2 separate regions of the Homo sapiens genome follow, and region 1 is linked to region 2. The links are chromatin loops, found by intact Hi-C in ENCODE. Cell type or tissue: tibial artery. All regions are shown on one strand. Links, peaks and the distances in the headings refer to the core of each region. The heading gives the core; the rest is flanking DNA.

Region 1 (10,712 bases), core at 1,379-9,378, 53 kb before region 2:
ATGAGCAGGGGCATTACATTCTGGTAGGAGTGAGAACCCTATTGTAAACTGCACATGCAAGGGATCTAACCTGTGCACTCCTTATGAGAATCCAACTCCCCCTTTCCATGGAAAAATTGTCTTCCACAAAACCAGTCCCTGGTGTCAAAAAGGTTGGGGACCTCTGTAGTAGGCTACCATCTAGGTTTGTTTAGGTACACTCTATGATGTTCACACAACAAAAAATCACCTGATGATGCATTTTTCAGAAAGCATCCCCATTGTTAAGGGACACATGACTGTAATGGAATACTATTCTTTTCCTTCCTTTTTATTTTTTGTGGAGACAGGGTCTCTACATGTTGGTGCCCAGGCTGGTCTCACACTCCTGAGCTTAAGGGATCTGCCTGCTTTGACCTCCCAAAGTGCTGGGATTACAAGTGTGAGCCACCATATCTGAACCCCTGTCCCCCACTTTTTTTTTCTTTCTTTTTTTCCATACACAGTCCAGGCTGGAGTGCAGAGGTGTCATCTCGGCTCACTGCAACCTCCGTCTCCCGGATTCTAACGATTCTCCTGCCTCATCCTCCTGAGTAGCTGGGATTATAGGTGTCCGCCACCACGCCCAGCTAATTTTTGTATTTTTAGTAGAGATGGGGTTTCACCATGTTGGTGAGGCTGGTCTCAAACTCTTGACCTCATGTGATCCACCTGCCTCAGCCTCCCAAAATACTGGGATTACAGGGGTGAGCCACCGTGCCCAGGACAGCCTTTTTTGGGTCAGTGTGTATATAGAGCTAACTCATTCTACTTAATGGCTACATAGTATCCCACTGTGATAGCCGCAAAAGGCAGACAAATCCTAGGCAGACAGGGGCAGGTCCCTGGTGAAACCCTTCAAGCTGAGGACAGTTTAAAGGCTAGCCACAAGACCAGGATAAATCCACAGACCAGATTGAGAACCTCTCTTCCCATTTGGCGTGCTTTCTTCTGATTGATCCCCACCCTTCACCTATTTTACACATATCCTTTCCTAATTGTTTTTTTACACTGTTGTACCTACCTTTGAGTGGTGCTGTTGTTTTAGCCTTTTTTGCATACTCACAAACCAATCAGCATGCACGCCTTCATTCTGAGCCCATAAAAGCTGTGGACTCAGCCGCACTGAGAGAGAGACCACCTGACTTTGAGTGAGGGACCACCCTTGCATCCTCTCTCTCCTGAGAGCTGTTTCATAGTTCAAATAAAACTCTTCTCCACCCTCCTCACCCTTTGATTGTCAGCGTAACCTCATTCTTGGACGCTGAAGAAAAATTCGGGACCCACCAAACGCAGATACAAAGAAGGCTGTACACACTGTGGCCCTTTGCCCTCTGCTGGTGGAGGGCAACCGTCCCACACAACGCGATGGGAAGCAGCAGTGGGGCAGAGCCAGTCCTGAAGCCACGGGCCTGAGTGGGGCAATGGGACTGATAGAGCTGTTAACATGCCACTGTCCGTTGGCCTGCAGACGGCAGAACTAAAAGAGTGCTTAGCATACTGTAACACCTCTGGGGCTTCAGGGTCATGAGCACCCCTGTTTGGGTGCCACCACATTTCCCTCAATGTGACACACCTGGTCCAGCCACAAGCCCCGCACAGAGCCCACTCCTGCCCTGTACTCGTTCACTCACACACCCCCTCCTGCCAGGGGCTGAGGCCATGGTGGCTGCAGGATTCGTGCCTGAGCACAAGCCAGACACATCCTGGTGGGCCGAGTAGTTGGGGTGTTGCTGGCCGGAGGTCTCCAGCTGTCAAAGTGGCCAAGAAAAATCCTGCATCAACTGTACAAATGTACCCTAATTTATTTAACTCATTTATTGTATATTTGTGTCATTTCCAATGGTTCGTAATTTCAAACATATGATTGTGCAAAAGTTGTTTTATGTGTGCCAATATCTTTGTAGGTTAATTTCCTAGAGCAAAGTTTTTCAACCTAAGCACCACTGACATCTGGGGCTGGATAATTTGTTGTGAGGGGCTGTCATGTGCGTTATACGATGTATCCTATCCACCCCTATATGTTATGAAAAATATTTCAGTGGCCAGAATCCTTTCAATGACTTAAAAAGCCCTTTTCATCCTGCTTCTGCCTACCTCTCCAGCTGCATCTTAGTACCCGCACACTCTTTTTTCATACTCATGCCCCTGCTTGCTGTCTTTGCACAGGTATTCTCTTTGTCTGGAGCTTTCTTCCTCACCAATCATCTCCTAATAACTCCCATTTTATCTTTTAAATGTTGCCACTATTATCACTTCCTTGGAGGAGCCTTCTTGGACTGCCTATTTCAAATCCCCTGGGTTTTTTTTTTTTCTTTGACAAAAGCCACATTCGAACAAATCCCCCTTGGAATGTTACAATTACCAAAAAATCCAATTTAAACTAGTTTAAATGATAAGAGAATTTATTGGCTCACATAAATGAGAAGTCTGAAGATAAGGTGAACCTCAGGTTGATTTGAGTGACTTAACAGTATCAGCAGGAACTTGATTTCCTTCTACCTCTCAATTTTCTTTCTGATGTCAGATTCATCCTAAGGCTTACTCCTTTTGTATCATAAAATGGTGGCCAGGATCTCCCAAGGTTATGTAGTTCTTTGTCCATATCAAAAGAGAGTTTCTTTCACATATTTCACAGTTTCAATGTGATTAAATTAATTTAGGTCACATGTCCGCCCCTAAACCTAGAGTTTTGTGGTCTAGAGAATGTCAAGCACTGATTGGCCAGGGCAAATCAAGGCCTATCCTTGGAACTGGAAGTTACGTTAATCCCACCTAAATCCCATGAATGTTACTCTATGAGGTATCGGTAAAATCGATGCTAGGAATACAATCAGAATCCATTATATCCTATTACACGCTTATAGCACCATGCACCCCTCCATTGTAGCACCTGTCATACTTGTAGCTTTATATTTATTTGTATGATTTCTGATTAATAACTGTCTTCTCATCCAGATGAAAAACCTCTATTAGTCCAGGGAACTGCATTTTTTCTCACCATTGTATCTCTAGTCTAGCACAGGGTGTCAAACATAGCAGGTTCTCAATAACTATTGAAAGAATGAAACTTCCCTTAGAAGTTTACTACTCAATTTGACATTCCCTTTAGCAGGCAATTTAATAGCTACCATATCAGACTTATATTACATATTTGAAAGTCCCAGACTGAGATCTCTAATTTCTATCTCCAGGCAGTCAGTTCTTGACACACCACTGAGTAAGATTCATGGAATAAATCTGACCATATTATATTCCCTTGACATCTTTCAAGTTCCTGATTTCTTTTAGGATAAAGTTCTTTATGATGCCATTCAAAGCTCTTCATGGTTTGGCCCCTATCTGGCTTTCTATTCTCAAGAGCAAAACTATAGACTTCTGGCCTTCTTCAGGGTGATCTTTCTCTTTCAATCATAGTCCCTCCCCAACCACTCACCAAATATCAGTTTTTAGAAGTCTTGTCTCTTGCAGGGAGTAGAGAGGGGGCAGTAATAGTTTATTCAGGGATTCCCCCATATCTTTCCTGGGTAAAGGTATTCTAGAAGGAGGCAGAGGAAGGAGGCTAGAGGTCCCACTGTTTGGCATTCAGGCTTTCACTTAATGCTCACTTTAGCCCTGCTTCACAGTCCCCTACTACCTACTGTGACTAATATTCTCAAGTCAAGAGTCTCTCCCATTCTAGAAAATAAATCAGGCTCCTGGGATGTGGTGATGGTGTTATAGGGGCATGTGTGGGTATGAGTGTGTGTGTATGTGTGTATGTGTGTGGGGTGGCAGTCCTTTGGTTATATGGGATTGGGGAATAGACCCAGGAATGTAGGTGTTCTTTATATAGGCTTTCACCCTTCCCTAAAATTTTCTGCCCTGATCCTTTCTAATTTTTTTGTGGAAAGAATTAGCTCTTTTAATTTATTTATTTTATTTTATTTTATTTCATTTTATTTTATTTTTTTGAGATGGAATCTTGCTCTGTTGCCCAGGCTGGAGTGCAGTGGTGTGATCTTGGCTCACTGTAACCTCTGCCTCCCAGGTTCAAGCGATTCTCCTGTCTCAGCCTACTGACTAGCTGGGACTACAGGCATGTACCACCATGCCAGGTTAATTTTTTGTATTTTTAGTAGAGACGGGCTTTCACCATGTTAGCCAGGATGGTCTCCATCTCCTGACCTCGTGATCTGCCTGCCTCAGCCTCCCAAAGTGCTGGGATTACAGACGTGAGCGACTGCGCCCGGCATCTTTTTATATTTTTAAAAGGTCACATGTATGTCCTTTCCTGTGAACTGTTTATATTCTTTGCCAAAGTGCTGGGATTACAGACATGAGCCACTGCACCTGGCCTTACCTCTTCTTTTTTTCTTTAATCACCTGTGGAGGCTTTTAGATTGTGCCTTTTGCTGTCAAGTCTACTACTACTCTTCCATCGGCTTGTCATACAACCATTTGTTGAAATTTCTTTTGTATTTTGTTTGCCTTTTGGGCTCTACACTTTTTAAAAATTTATTTAGCTGTCAAAGAGATGACATACTGTGTATGGTTAATTTTCCATGTATTCTGGAGTTCTAATATATTTTCATGGTTTTTAAATGTTTAGTTCTTTAATCAAGTTGGAATTTTTAAAATATATATGAAGTAGGATGCTAATTTAAAACTTTTCCTCCAAATGGATATCCATCCAGTTGTCTCAACATCATGTATAGAAAAAACAAATTGAAAATGCTATCTTATCATATTATTTACTAAATTTACATGCATATACATATACATACATAACATATATCTGAGTTTGAGTCTGAATTCACTACTGTTTCAATTGCTGTAGTTGGTCAATTCTAGTATGACAGAGTTTTAATTGCTACAGTTTTGGAATGATTATGGGGTTACTTTTGAGACAGGGTCTGGCTATCTTGCCCAGACTGGTCTCAAACTTACCGGCTCAAGCAATCCTCCCATCTCAGCCTCTTAAAGTGTTGGGATTATAGGTATGAACCACTGCACCTGGCCCTGGATTGCATTTTGACTGTGGCCATAGAAGTTTCCACTCAGATCTTCAAGAGAACCTACTCTGGGGACTACAAGTGACTGACAGCCAGCTGCCACCCCTTTGGAACTACCATGCATTCATGTCAATGCCACATATCTCTGGAGTCGCCCCCAGCTAGTGGCTGAGCACAGCAGGAGTACTAAACTTGTTCTTTCTTGCCCAGTGCAGAACTCCTCTAACGGGCAACTTTGGCTTGGGGAACTTCTCATCAGCCTGGATGAGACTATCTTAGAACTACAGTGTAGTCGAGGCTCTTTCTACCCAATATTTCCTTCTCTTCTTTTTACAGAAGTCAGACCTGCACCACAGTCTGAAGTCTCTCTGCCAATTCCTGAGCCTTCCCACTTTATCCTTCACAAACATTTCCCCCAATAAATATCTTGCATGTCTAATCCCTTCTTGGCATCTGCTTCTCTGAGGACCAGAACAGACAGGTGGTTTACCAAGTGGTGCAAGAAAACAGATAGTAAGATGGGTTTTGGGCAATGGCTTACTTGGTCCCTGGCACAAAGCAGCCATCTGAGTCCTGATTTAGCCAGCAGTGACCTAGGAAAACATCCCAGAGAAGGGAAATCCTCTTGCTCGTGCAATTTAGGCATTTAAAAGATATGGGGAATACGATGCCTACAAAGAAAGCAGAGCTGGCCAACTGTTACTAAGACAAGTAATGCCTTGCAGATGGATAATGAGAAACCGAGAGCACTTAAACAGTTAAAGGCTAAGTGTGGGAGCCGGGGGCTTCTCTGGAGCTTAACAAACTTTTATTTCCTGCAGTGGAAGAGCAGAAATGGGATTGGATGGTCACAGAGCTCTAAAGATATTTGAATGCTCAGCCTAGGGAGATCCAGTATGTAGTCAGGGCGCTGGTTGGGGAAACCAGCCTGAAGCTTTGAAACATGGAATGGGTGCCCCTGAGGATTTTGGCTCTGTAGATACCTCTGGACACTCAAGAGCTTACAGAACTGGCTCATACTTCCTAGTAAGAGCAAGCACTTCCCTCATTACAGAAAGACCTCTTCCATAATTGTTCTCAGTTTTTCTCCTGGCTGCCAAGCCATGGTAACTGGAGTTAACATCTCAGCATAATCTGCCTAGGAACTGCTGGCCCTGATAAGAAAGGAAAGATTACACACCGAAGGAATTGAAATAAGTTACCATGACTATCAGGAGCCAGAGAAGTATACTTAGGATTGGATTTTAAGGGTGTTCAATTAAGGGGGCTGGAATTTAAGACAACATAAGCAAGACTTCATGGACTTGGGGTACTTTTTTGGGACAGATTTAACCTCAGCAAGTAGTCCCGAGGTTAGCTTTTCAAAGCCTGGAAAAGGTGATGGCTTTGAAAAAGTGGAAATGAATTCACACCATGGCAGCTTTTAACTTGAGGAGAAGATAGCTATTTATTTTGGCATATTTATGTGGTTACTGCTCACTTACTAGTCCCAATTGTTTTGTAACCACTTTTTATTTATTTTTTGAGATAGTCTCATTCTGTTTTCTAGACTGGAGTACAGTGGTGCAATCTTGGCTCATTGCAACCTCTACCTCTTGGGCTTAAGCCATCCTCCCACCTCAGCCTCCTAATTTTTGCATTTTTTGCAGAGATGGGGTTTCCCCATGTCACCCAGGCTGGTCTTGAACTCCTGGACTCAAGTCATCTGCCCATTTTGGCCTCCCAAAGTGCTGGGATTACAGGCGTGAGCCACCACATCGGGACTGTTTTTTTTGTTTTTTGAGATGGAGTCTTGCTCTTGTTGCCAAGGCTGGAGTACAATAGCACCATCTCAGCTTACTCCAACCTCCACCTCCCGGGTTCAAGCAATTCTCCTGCCTCAGCCTCCCGAGTAGCTGGGATTACAGGCACCTGCCACTACACTTGGCTAATTTTTATATTTTTAGCAGAGACGGGTTTTCGCCATGTTGGCCAGGCTGGTCTCAAACTCCTGACTTTGTGATCCGCCCACCTCGGCCACCCAAAGTGCTGGGATTACAGGTTTTAGCCACCATGCCCGGCCACCTGGCCTGTTTTATACCAATTTAAAGTGTTTTTTTAGGCTTCACATGGTGGTTCATGCCTGTAATCCCAGCACTCTGGAAGGCCAAGGTGGGAGGATCGCTTGAGCCCAGGAGTTTGAGATCAGCACCTGGGCAACAGAGCGAGACCTCACCTCTACTAAAAATTAAAAAAAAAAAAAAAATTAACCAGGCATGGTAGTCCATACCTGTAGTACCAGCTACTTGGGAGGCTGAGGCAGGAGGATCCCTTGAGCCTAGGAGTTCAAGGTTGCAGTAAGCTATGATTATGTCACTGCACTCCAGCCTGAGTGACAGTAAGACCCTGTCTAAAAAATAAATAGTGGTTTTTAGATGATCATCTGCAAATATTTTTGTTCTTTCCCTGTATCCCTTTTTAATCTCATCACATTGATTAGGACATCCAGAACACTGGTGATTCTTGTTTTGTTCCTGACTTTAATGGCCATGTTTCCAGTGTTGTATACATGTTCCTAATTTTTGATACATACCACTTGTGACGTTAAGGACATTTCCTGATATTCTAAACTCTCTAGGAAATGGATATTGAATTATTAAAAAAAAAAGTCTCTTTTTAGCCTGGGCAACATAGTGAGACCCAGTCTCTAAAAGAACAACAACAGCAAAAAATTTGCTGGCATGCTGGTGCATGCTGGCAGTCCCAGCACCTCAGCAGGCTGAGGCAGGAGGATCACTTCAGCCCAGGAGTTTGAGGCTACAGTGAACTATGATCCTGCCACTGCACTCCAGCCTGGGCAACAGAGCAAGACCCTGTCTCCAAAAAAAAAAAAAAAAAAAAAAGAAAAACAGGACCATTTTTTGCATCTGGTGACCATATGGTTTTCTCTTAATATTATGACAATTTATAACTGTTCTCATAAATGATAATGATCTATAAATTTTTATGTTTGCTTTTTTTTAATCATCTCTTCTAGGTTATGAGTCCTAGGCAATTGCATTAAATTTTATAACCATAGTATTAAAAAAACTATTTATAGTCAACAACTCAAGTTTGGTTTTCATGAAACACTGGGTATTTTTCAATGCTTCCCATCCCATGCAGGATAAAGTCAGAGTACTAAATCTCATATTCTAAACTCCCACACAATCTGACGTCTATTTACTGGCTTCTTCATCCATTAATAAAACTGTTCCTTCTCCACAAAGTGCCTTTCCCTTTATAATCGTCCTTTAAAGCCCAGCTCAAATACTAACTCTCTATATTGAAATCCAGTTCAAATTCCACTTCTTAGAAACCTTCATTTTTCCTTCTAGTTTACCTCTTCTCTTTTTATAGCATGACTTTTTAAAAACTTTCATTATAGTGCTCACCAACCTGCCTTTCATTAATTAGTAACTCTGTATTAGACTATATTTAAGTCCCTGAAGGAAACAAACTATTCCATAGCAGAGTACTGTGCTCCTAATAGGTAGTTTTAAAGTTTTTATTACATTAAAATTAATTTTGTAAATTTCTGTTATATTGAAGCCTCTTGCAATGATCTGAGATATGCTTTAGATGGCAAAACTGAGGTTGCTTTAAATATTACCTTTACAAAAGTCACTTATTACCAAATTGCCTTTTAGACCATTTTACCTGTCTGTTGGTTGATGACTTCATACTCATATTTAATGAGTCAGACATCTCTCTCTTTTTTGAGACACAGTCTGGCTCTGTTGCCCAGGCTGGAGTACAGTGGGACAATCATAGCTCACTGCAGCCTTGAATTACCGGGCCCAAGTGATCCTCCTACCTGAGCCCTCAGCCTCCCAAGTAGCTGAGATTACAGGTGCGCACCACCATGCCAGGCTAATTTTTTTATTTTCTGTAGAACAAGGTGTGACCATTTGGCCCAAGCTGGTACTGAACTCCTGGGCTCATGTGATCCACCCACCTTGGCCTCTCAAAGTGCTGGGATTACAAGCCACCACACCCAGGCCATCTTTAAACTATTTAAAACTATTTAAACTCTTTAAAACTATTTTGTCCATTGGCCAGGTATGGTGGCTGACGCCTGTAATCCCAGCACTTTGGAGGCTGAGGCGGGCAGATCACAAGGTCAACAGATTGAGACCATCCTGGCCAACATGGTGAAACCCCGTCTCTACTAAAAATACAAAAATTAGCTGGGAATGGTGGCGTGCAGCTGTAATCCCAGCTACTCGGGAGGCTGAGGCAGGAGAATCGCTTGAACCTGGGAGGCGGAGGTTGCAGTGAGCCGAGATCACACCACTGCACTCCAGCCTGGCAACAGAGCGAGACTCCATCTCAAAAACAAAAACAACCCTATTTTGTCCCTTTTAGTTTCTATTTATGTAACAGATCCTATTGTCCTCACAATCCTCAGCCTGAAATCCTTAGTCATAACTGCCGCTCTCTTCCCTCCACTTGCCACTCACTCCCCATTTTATCTGGGTTAAGTCCATCCATTATCCCTTATATTTGCTCTGCAACATCTTGGTATGTGCCCAGCCCACTTTTTCTGAATACACTCTCTTCTCAGAAGTGAGCTCTTGGTAATTTTCTGACCAGTTGCTTATACCAGGTTTAGGGTTACCAGATTTAGCAAATAAAAATATAGACAATTGTCTGACCAGTTGCTTATATCTGGCTTATGGGTACCAGACTTAGCAAATAAAAATATAGGACATTCAGTTAAATTATTTGAACTTCAGATAAACAAGGAATAATCTTTTAGTGTTACATGGGACCTACACTGAACATCTGTTTATCTGTAATTCCAATTTAATTTGGCATCATTATTTTATCTGGCAATCTCAGTCAGGTTTAACACCTTTCCCAAGCTGAGCTTGTCATTTCCTCCAAAAGAACACAAACCTATAAAGGACAGGTAACGTCCTGTGGGACAGCCATCCTTTGCCCTATGCTGAGAAAACAGGTTTGCAGAGAATAAAAACGAACAAATAAATAAACATTTAAAAAAGCAGTTGTGTGGAAAGAAGCACAAAAGAGAGGCCATGAGACTCCATAATTAAGCAGAGATGAACTGCCCTAGTTCTTAATGGCTTGTTAGTCCTCATTCCAGTCTTCCACAGGGTGTGACTTGGCTTCCATAAAATAAACTCACGGTCCCATGATCATTTTCCCTCTTTGCTTTAGCAAGAATCTTTAACTAAAACAACTCTCTTTTCATTTCCACTGTCTACCACTCTAGTCTCAACTCTCATGAGTCTGGAATTTTGCAAAAGCCTGATAAACTTGTCACATGATTCCAGTGTCTACCCATTCCTTGTAAGTAACCAAGATATTCTTGCCTGATTAAATGCTTTGAAAATATCATCTTAGGCCAGGCGCAGTGGCTCACACCTGTAAGCCCAACACTTTGGGAGGCTGAGGTGGGCGGATCACTTGATGTCATGAGTTCGAGACCAGCCTGGCCAATATGGTGTAACCCCGTCTCTACTAAAAATACAAAACTTAGCTGGGTGTAGTGGCGGGCGCCTGTAGTCCCAGCTACTCGGGAGGCTGAGGCAGGAGAATAGCTTGGACCCGGGAGGTGGAGGTTGCAGGGAGGTGGAGGTTGCAGGGAGGTGGAGGTTGCAGTGAGCTGAGATCACGCCACTGTGCTACAGCCTGGGCGACACAGTGAGACTCCGT
Region 2 (9,655 bases), core at 1,404-9,403:
GGAAAAAGAAAAAAAAAATGACTGCCATCGAAGCTCTTAGTAATATAACATTTTCAAATACCATGACATGACATAAATATTATGGATCAATTTTACTTCTTAGTGATAGATCCACCTTGATTTCTTTCCTCAGAATCAACATACTTCCAAAATGTAAGCAGCGGTAAATGAATAAAGACACCTTGATATCTGTATTTAGGTTTACATTCTCCTTAAGTTTAAGGAGGGATTTCCCATAAAAAATGAAACAGAAAAAAAAAAGAAATCATGCACATATTTTAAAAATAAGTTTTATTGAGCTATAAGTCACATAAAATAAAAATTAAATCTTTTAAAGTATACAAGTGCATTTGTTTTTAATACTTTTTTTTTTTTTTTGAGACAGAGTCTCACTCTGTTGACCACGCTGGAGTGCAGTGGCGCAATCTCGGCTCACTGCCAGCTCTGCCTCCCAGGTTCACACCATTGTCCTGCCTCAGCCTCCCGAGTAGCTGGGACTACAGGCGCCCGCCACCATGCCCAGCTAATTTTTTGTATTTTTAGTAGACATGGGGTTTCACTGTGTTAGCCAGGATGGTCTCAATCTCCTGACCTTGTGATCTGCCTGCCTCAGCCTCCCAAAGTGCTGGGATTAGACGTGAGCCACTGTGCCTGGCATCTTTTTATATTTTTAAAAGGCCATATGTATGTCCTTTTCTGTGAACTGTTTATATTATTTGCCAAAGTGACTTTAGGTGATCTGCCTGCCTTGGCCTTCCAAAGTGCTGGGGATTACAGGCGTGAGCCACTACATCCAGCTAATTTTTGTAGTTTTAGTAGGGACGGGGTTTTGCCATGTTGCCCAGGCTGCTCTCGAACTCCTGACCTCAGGTGATTAACCCGCCTCAGCCTCCTAAAGTGCTGGGATTACAGGCGTGAGCCACCGCTCCTGGCAATACATATTTTAAATAAAATGTAAAAATATGTAACACAATAGGAATCTAATAAATATTTCCTGTTTAACAATTAATTCTCACATTGTCTAATTCTTGCACAGATGGGGAAATCTCTGCAGTGATCCTGTTTCAAGTAAGCCAACTAAAGGACTGAATAATAGAATTTTTTCTATTGCATTAGAAATAGCTAAAGGAAGTTTTCTAAACAGAAATGAAAAAATAAGAGAAGACATCGTGGACTGTTAGAAAGGAAAGAAAATCAGTATGCAAACTAAGAATAAATATAGAGGCTGAGCGTGGTGGCTCACACCTGTAATCCCAGCACTTTGGGAGGCTAAAGTGGGCAGATCACCTGAAGTCAGAGTTCAAGACCAGCCTGGGCAACATAGCGAGGTCCTGTCTCTATAAAAAATGAAAGAATTAGCCAGGCATAGTGGCGTGCACCTGTAGTCCCAGCTACTCAGGAGGCTGAGGCATGAGAATCACTTGAACCCAGGAGGTGGAGGTTGCAGTGAGCTGAGATCACGCCACTGCACTCTAGCCTGGGCGACAGAATGAGGCTCCATCTCAAAAAAATAAATAAATAAATAGAGAAAAAGAGTAAATACAGAGCAATAAGCTTTTCTTTCCCTCTTGAGTTTTCTAAATTATGTTTGACAGTTGAAGCAAAAGCAAAAATTGTAACACTGCCTGATATGGTTCTAACTGTAGAAGAAAATGATAACAATTGCATTCCAAATGGGAGAGGGTAAAGGGAAATAAGGTTTCCATATTTTGCACCAGGCCTGAAGAAATTTCTTCTGATACCATGATACTGAGATGGCTATATTCTTTTTCTCATCTGTATTTCCAAGATATCCTCTCACTTTGACAGGATTAATCCGGAGATTTTTAAAAATTCATTTAATGGGTATAAATTATATCTCAATAAATTGCTTTTAAAAATAAAATATGTGGCCAGGTGTGATGGCTCATGCCTATTGTCCCAGTACTTTGGGAGGCCAAGGTGGGAGGATTATTTGAGGCCAGGAGTCTGGGACCAGGCTGAGCAACACAGCAAGGTCCTGTCCCTAAAAAGATAACAACTAGAAGATAAAAAACTCAGCTGCGGTGGTGTGCCTGTAATCCTAGCTATTCTAGAGGCTGAGGCAGGATGATCACTTGAGGCCAGCAGTTTCAGGCTAGGCTACAGTGAGCCATGATCACGCCACTATACTCATACTCTAGTCTGGACAATAGAGTTGAGGAGAGTTGAGAACCAGATTCAAAAAAAAAAAAAATATGGCTGGGCATGGGGCTCATGCTTGTAATTCCAGTGCTATGGGAGGCCAGGACAGGAGGATTGCTTGAGGCCAGGAGATTAGCCTGGGCAATATAATGAGATGCTATATCTAATAAAAATAATGGTAAAATTTAAAAAATAGAATATGACAAAGAAAAATGGATACCCCCCAAATAAACTTTGTTTTCACTCATTAAACTTTAATGCAATTCCTTTTAAAAAATACTTTCTAAGAAAATTTCTTTAGCCAGGTGTGGTGACATGTGCCTGGATTCCCAGCTACTCAGGAGGCTGAGGACATAGGATCGTTTGAACCCCACAGTTTGAGGCTGTAGTGATGTATAATCACACCATTGCATTCCAGCTTGGCAACAGAGTGAGACTGTCTTAAAAAAAGAAAGAAAGAAAGAAAGAACACTCCTTACAGTTGAGTCTACAGAGCTGTGCTGTCCAATATGGTAACTACTAGCCACATATGGCTACTTGCATTTAAATTATTTAAAATTAGACAAAATTAAAATTTTGGTTCCTCAGTTACTCTAGCCACATCTGAAGTGCTAAGTAGCCACATGATCAGATATAAAACATTCCCTTCACTGCAGAGTTCTACTGGACAACACTGCTATCGATGCTAAAAATTTAAACATAAAAGCTTGTCAAAATGATTGCTATAGGCCCAGCGTGGTGGCTCACGCTTGTAATCCCAGCACTTTGGGAAGCTGAGGCAGGTGGATCACCTGAGTTCAGGAGTTTGAGACCAGCCTGGCCAACATGTTGAAACCCCATCTCTACTAAAAATAAAAAATTAGCCAGGTGTGGTGGTGCACGCCTGTAGTCCCAGCTACTTGGGAGGCCGAGTCAAGAGAATCGCTTGAACCTGGAGATGGAGGTTGCAGTGAGCCGAGATTGCGCCACTGCACTCCAGCCTGGGCGACAGAGTAAGACTCCATCTCAACCAAAAAAAAAAAAAAAAAAAAAAGAAGATTGCTATAAACTGTCAACCATTTTAGCAGTTGAAGATGAAGGAGTTTTGAGATTAGCTGAAGCTATAAATTCTAGACCCAAAATATCTTCTAAAAACATGTTACTGGTATACTTTTTCCTGACCGATATCTTCTCACACACAGAAATATTAGTGATATTAAATATACCAGTTGAAAACAAACATCTAAATGGTACGGTTCAGAATGTTGGTGTTGAAGTAACCCAGCAGCTGACAGCATGGAGTAACTATTCTTGCCGTGTAAGATTATACTCTAAAGATCTGGATGACTGCCCGGGAGTGGTGGCCCATGCCTGCAATCCCGGCACTTCGGGAGGCTGAGGCAGGTGGATCACCTGAGGTCAGGAGTTTGAGACCAGCCTGACAAACATGGTGAAACCCTGTCTCTACTAAAAACACAAAAATTAGCCAGGTGTGGTGGTGCACGCCTGTAATCCCAGCTACTCAGGAGGCTGAGTCAAGAGAATCACTTGAACCTGGGAGGCGGAAGTTGCACTGAGCCAAGATCATGCCACTGTACTCCAGCCTCGGCAACAGAGAGAGACCTGGTCTCCAAAAAAAAAAAAAAAGATTTGGATGACTAAATGACTAAATATTTTAATAATGAAATAGTAGCAATTACTTTTTTGTATTTTTGTATCACAGAAGTTCCATGATGGTGGTATTTCACTTGGACCCGATGTTAACTTTAACAGGTAAACAAGGGGTTAAAATGCATATTTGATGCATCTTTATGAAAGCAGAGAGAGCTGGCTGAATAGCTGCATGGAAATAGTGATGCAAAAGTCATAAAATGGAGGCTGGTAATTCCTAAAAACCATCCCCTTACAGGTTGGTTCTGAATCACTCTCAGCCTCCCTCTACCCAAGACTACTCTCTGAAATTTATGCGCTCTAGAGTCTCATTCTTCCCTCCTGTGAGCAACAGGTGAGAAGAGCCAGCTGGAAGTTGGCCTGTGGGGTTTCTGTGGCATGCCACATGTGCAGCAAAGATTCCTTGGTTCTGCTGGGTGCAGTGGCTCACGCCTATAATCCCAGCACTTTTGGTGGCCGAAGCGGGCAGATCACTTGAGGCCAGGAATTAGAGACCAGCCTAGCCAACATGGCAAAACCCCATCTCTACTAAAAATACAAAAATTAGCTGGGCATGGCGGTGCACGCCTATAATCCCAGCTACTTGGGAGACTGAGGCAGGAGAATCACTTGAACCTGGGAGGCGGAGGTTGCAGTGAGCTGAGATCGCACTGCTGCACTCCTCCACCCTGGGCAACAGAGCGAGACTATGTCTCAAAAAAAAAAAAAAAAAAAAAAAAAAGATTATTAGTTCATTCCTCTAATGTCTACTTAACAATTAGAAGGGTTCAAACTCTAAGGTAGATAGTGGCTATATGACCAATTAGCAGCAGGTTTACTTCTGTGTCTTTTTTGTTTGTTTGCTTGTTTGTTTTTTGAGACAGAGTCTCGCTCTGTTGCCCAGGCTGGAGTGCAGTGGTGTGATCTCGGCTCACTGCAAGCTCTGCCTCCCGGGTTCACGCCATTCTCCTGCCTCAGCCTCCCAGTAGCTGGGACTACAGGCGCCCGCCAACACGCCCGGCTAATTTTTTTTTGTATTTTTAGTAGAGACAGGGTTTCACTGTGTTAGCCAGGATGGTCTCGATCTCCTGACCTCGTGATCTGCCTGCCTCGGCCTCCCAAAGTGCTGGGATTACAGGCGTGAGCCACTATGCCCGGCCATTTCTGTGTCTTAATGATAATAGCAGGTATTAACTGTATGCTTATTAGGTAACATGCTGGGCACTTTGCAAATCTTGACTCTTATCTTCATAACTACCCTGTAAAGTAATGAGACTAGTTTACTAACAGCGAATAAACAAACGCTGTAACTTTCAGCAAAAATTCCAATGCAGATGAACAGGAAACCAATACTTTGCTCAAGGCTCCGAGATGCTCAAACATGAGGTAGACATCATCTATTATTCATGGCTTCCCCATTCTTTGGAATATCCTCTCTACATTTTGATAGTTACTCACAGTACGAATCCCACCTTCTGCAGGCAGAATACAAAAATCATTTCCTTGCCTCACTTGCAGTCGAGGCTATAGTCATGTGCCACAGTTCTGCTCAATGAGGTGTAAATAGAAACTACTGTGTGGGGATTTCTGGGAAAGGTGCTTAAAACGCAGGTTGACTTACTCAACTGCCACACACCTTTTTGCTGTTCCCTTCTTTTTTCTTCCTCCTGCCTGTAAGTCAGATAAGTTGGCCAGAGCTCTTCATGCCAGTTCATAAGCATGAAGACGAGGCCACATCTTGAGGATAGCAGAGGAGAAAGCTAAAAGGAATCTAGATTTCTTAAGATGTCATGTAACCACTATCACTGTCCTAGATTTACCACCTCTGAATTTCTTTTACCTGAGAGAAAAATAAAGTTTCCATCTTGTTTAAGTCTTGTTTATTTGGTTCGACAACACAACCCCCAACTAATATGTGGGGATTTTTCTAACTTATAGAACCTAATTTTAACTTCATCACTGGCTAACAAACCAGAAGAAGCTGGAAATGAGATGTTTCACATATTACTTGTACAAAAAAGCAGTAAAAGTTGAATAGTTTGTTTCATCAAAATGTTCCCACATCAGAAGACCCTATGTCAAAAAGTCACACACATCAAACATCACATAGTAGAATAAACCAACAATAAAAGCCCTTAAATAATCTGTCCAAGATCACATGATTATAGTGGCAGAGACAGGTTTCAAATCCAGGTCATTCTGACTGCTAAAGCCCATTTTCCTTCCACAGAACAAGGACCTGATTTTCGTTCATGCAAGTATGACATTTCTGTCACAAGGAGTAAGTGAAAATGGCCCATGGTCAATGCATTTCTTCTATTTTATTACCAGTTTTCCACCTAGTAGAAATGGGTCACTTCTCAAGAGGATACCAAGCAGACTTAGAATGAAATAGCTAAATTATAATGTTTAAACTAATAAAATGGTTACTACCAGACTTAGAACTTCTATTTTTAAAATAAGTTATTTAGACTAATAACTTATTAGTCTAAACATAATTATTGAAATTATTTTTAGACTAAAAATTAGTCATAATTTTAATAATTAAAATTTAGTCTAAAAATAATTACTGAAATGATCTTGGTAAATATTTTTGTATATTCTAAATAAAATTGAATAAAATCCTGTAATTTTAGGAATCATTTGATATGAAGCAAGAGCACAAAAATAGGACAGAGATAAAACATGACAAAAATTTTTATGGCTACCGACAAAACATACACACAGAGTTTAAATTCAGTTTAAGAAGCCAGAACTTGTAAGTAAAATCCAGAACAAATGTGGTATTTAAAACAACTTACCAATCTGACTTTTAGGTGCTCCAGCAACCACTAAATTTAAAGTACTAGAAGACATTTCTTTTCTTGTTGGGTTAACAACATATTCTCCATCAATTATTCCTATTCGTACTGCCCCTAAAATGTATTAGAATATTGGCAACTGTTTAATGGAAATACCCAGTTTTCAAGACATTATTCCAGTCATGGCTTCAACCCCATCTTTGATTGTGACCACAGAATAAAATCCATGTTTCTACACGGTATTTAAGACCCACAGAACATCCTACCCCACCCTACCTTCTGTCCTCACTGGATCACTCTGAATTGCTGAAATATACCACTTCTTCCACACCTCTGGGATTATGCTCATGTTTGTCCCCTGGTCTAGCCAGTCAGTATTCTCTCTAACGCAAATGCTTAACACTAGATCCTACTAAGGTTCAGCTTACACAAATGACTACTCTGAGGAGCCCTCCTTGACAACCTGACCACACAAAATCAAATCTGCTCTTCTCTATCATATTCTTAGCACTTTGACTATGTCTTTATAATAACACTGATCATAAGTAATTATCTGTCTCCTTTATGCAGAGATCAAGAACTGCATCTTTCATTGTTGTATTGCTAGGGCCTGCTCTGCCTAGGACACTTGATAATTATTTACTCACTGAGCCATTTTTATATTGCATGATTATGAACTTATAACAGCCGTAAGTTACATTAATTTCATCCTGAAGGAGTATATACTCTGATAATTTCCCAGTTAAAAAAAAAAAAAAAAAAGAAGTCCTCTAACAGAAAGAGACAATTATGAAGTCAAAATATCTAGGGACATAAAATCTGTAATACCGTAACATATGCTATTAGAAACAGAACCCAAGACAAGGATGAAAATGTCTGAAAGACCTGAAAGGAGACTTAGAACGTCATCTAGTTCAATTCATGAAGAGGTAATAAATCAGAGCCATATGCCATTGCTGTAACATGGTCACTACTACTTACTGAAAAAAAAAATACACATATGATTTCTTACTTTTAAATCCTAACTTACCAACAGGTCCATTCCAAGGAATATCTGATAATGAGAGGGCTACGGAAGCTTAAAAAAGGAGAAAAATCAGGGCCGAAATTAAAATTTCATTGCTTTAAAAAAATTTTTAATCTGATAATTTTAATCTCTACTTTTATACTTACCGCCATTAATTGCTAGGACATCAGGCTCATTTACACCATCTACTGCTAACAGATTACACAGAACCTGGTAAAAGGGAAAAAATTTGATTTGGAAGGGTTATCATTTAGGTTAACATCCTGACCTAAAATACAAGAGCACTATATGGCTAAAAGCAGGGGCTTTGTAGCCAAACCTCTTAATTTTGGCTGTCATTAAACGAAATGCTTGACATTGGATAAATTACTTAAATTAAACCTCAAAAGCTTCCTCATCTTTAAAAGGGAAAAACAGGCCAGGCGTGGTGGCTCACGCCTGTAATCTCAGCACTTTGGGAGGCTGAGGAGGGCGGATCACCTGAGGTCAAGAGTTTGAGACTAGTCTGACCAACATGGTGAAACTCTGTCGCTACTAAAAAGACAAAAATTAGCCGGGTGTAGTGGCCGGTGCCTGTAGTCCCAACTAATCAGGAGGCTGAGGCAGAAGAATCTCTTCAACCCAGGAGGCAGAGGTTGCAGTGAGCTGAGATCACGCCATTGCACTCCAGCCTGGGTGCCAGAGTGAGAATCTGTCTCTAAATAAATAAATAAACGGGAAAAATAATGGCCTCTTCCCAAAGGGTTCCTATGAGAATCAGATAAATACGGTAGGTAAAGCACTTATCACAGTCCTCGCATGTTGCAAGTATTCAGTAAATGTTAGCTATTTCTATCATATAAAAATATTTTCTAGGCCAGGCATGGTGGCTCACGCCTGTAATCTCAACATTTTGGGAGGCCGAGGCAGGTGGATCACTTGAGGTCGGGAGTTCAAGACCAGCCTGGCCAACATGGCAAAACCCTGTCTCTACTAAAAATACAAAAATTAGCCGTGCGTGGTAGTGCACGCCTATAATCCCAGCTACTAGGGAGGCTGAGGCAGGAGAATCACTTGAACCCGGAGGCAGAGGTTTCAGTGAGCTGAGATCGCGCCATTGGTCTCCAGCCTGGGCAACAAGAGTGAAACTCCATTTCAAAAAAAAAAAAAAAGGCTGGGCGCGGTGGCTCACGCCTGTAATCCCAGCATGTTGGGAGGCTGAGGCGGGCAGATCACGGGGTCAGGAGATCAAGACCATCCTGCCTAACACGGTGAAACCCCGTCTCTACTAAAAAAATACAAAAAATTAGCCAGGCATGTTGGCAGGTGCCTGTAGTCCCAGCTACTCAGGTGGCTGAGGCAGGATAATGGTGTGAACCTGGGAGGCGGAGCTTGCAGTGAGCCGAGATCGCGCCACTGTACTCCAGCCTGGTCGACAGAGCGAGATTCCATCTCAAAAAACAAACAAACAAACCAATAAAAAATTTCTGTTGGCCAGGTGCAGTGGCTCAGGCCTATACCAGCACTTTGAGAGGCTGAGGCAGCGGATCACTTGAGGTCACGAGTTCAAGACCAGTCTGGCCAACATGGCAAAACCCCATCTCTATTAAAAACAGAAAAAAATTAGCCAGGTGTGGTGGCAGACACCTGTAATCCCAGCTACTCAGGAGGCTGAGGCAGGGAGAATGGTTTGAACCTGGGAGGCAGAGATTGCAGTGAGCCGAGATTGCGCCATTGCACTCCAGCCTGGGTGACAGAGGGAGACTCTGTCTCAAAAAAAAAAAATTTCTGTTTATAAGCATAGATGAAACAAACTTTATACTGCAATAACGTGCCCATGTCATGCACTTAAAAAAGTTCTTTTTATAAGCATAGATTAAACAAACTTTATACTGCAATAATGTGCCTATGTCATGCACTTCAGAAAAAAACTTCAGTGACCGGGTGTGGTGGCTCATGTCTGTAATACCAGCAGTTTGGGAGGCTGAGGCAGGAGGATCGCTTGAGAGCAGGAGTTCAAGACCAGCCTGGCTTACATAGTGAAACCCCCTCTCTA

Evidence for each region. Hi-C counts contacts between places; a loop is a spot of excess contacts. Peaks named below come from ENCODE experiments on the same cell type or tissue, not always from the same donor. Only the 100,000 strongest peaks of a DNase experiment are listed, where the experiment ranks them.
Region 1: a loop joins it to region 2, with 10 times the contacts of the local background. A loop is called at or near these places in 2 of 110 quality-filtered maps.

The regions. Positions count from the first base shown.
Region 1 is chr2:55,620,373-55,631,084 of GRCh38, forward strand. It overlaps PPP4R3B-DT (PPP4R3B divergent transcript), which reads left to right. Exons shown (of 3, transcript NR_186624.1): 2 at 10,270-10,346. Among named protein-coding and RNA genes, the nearest start is that of PPP4R3B-DT, 7.8 kb to the left of the region's middle. RefSeq lists a silencer at 66-115. In tibial artery, for the core only: no CTCF peak of the experiment used is centred there; a DNase peak (open chromatin) is centred at 5,149.
Region 2 is chr2:55,673,089-55,682,743 of GRCh38, forward strand. It overlaps PNPT1 (polyribonucleotide nucleotidyltransferase 1), which reads right to left. Exons shown (of 28, transcript NM_033109.5): 6 at 7,767-7,830; 7 at 7,624-7,671; 8 at 6,594-6,707. Among named protein-coding and RNA genes, the nearest start is that of PNPT1, 16 kb to the right of the region's middle. In tibial artery, for the core only: no CTCF peak of the experiment used is centred there; no DNase peak of the experiment used is centred there.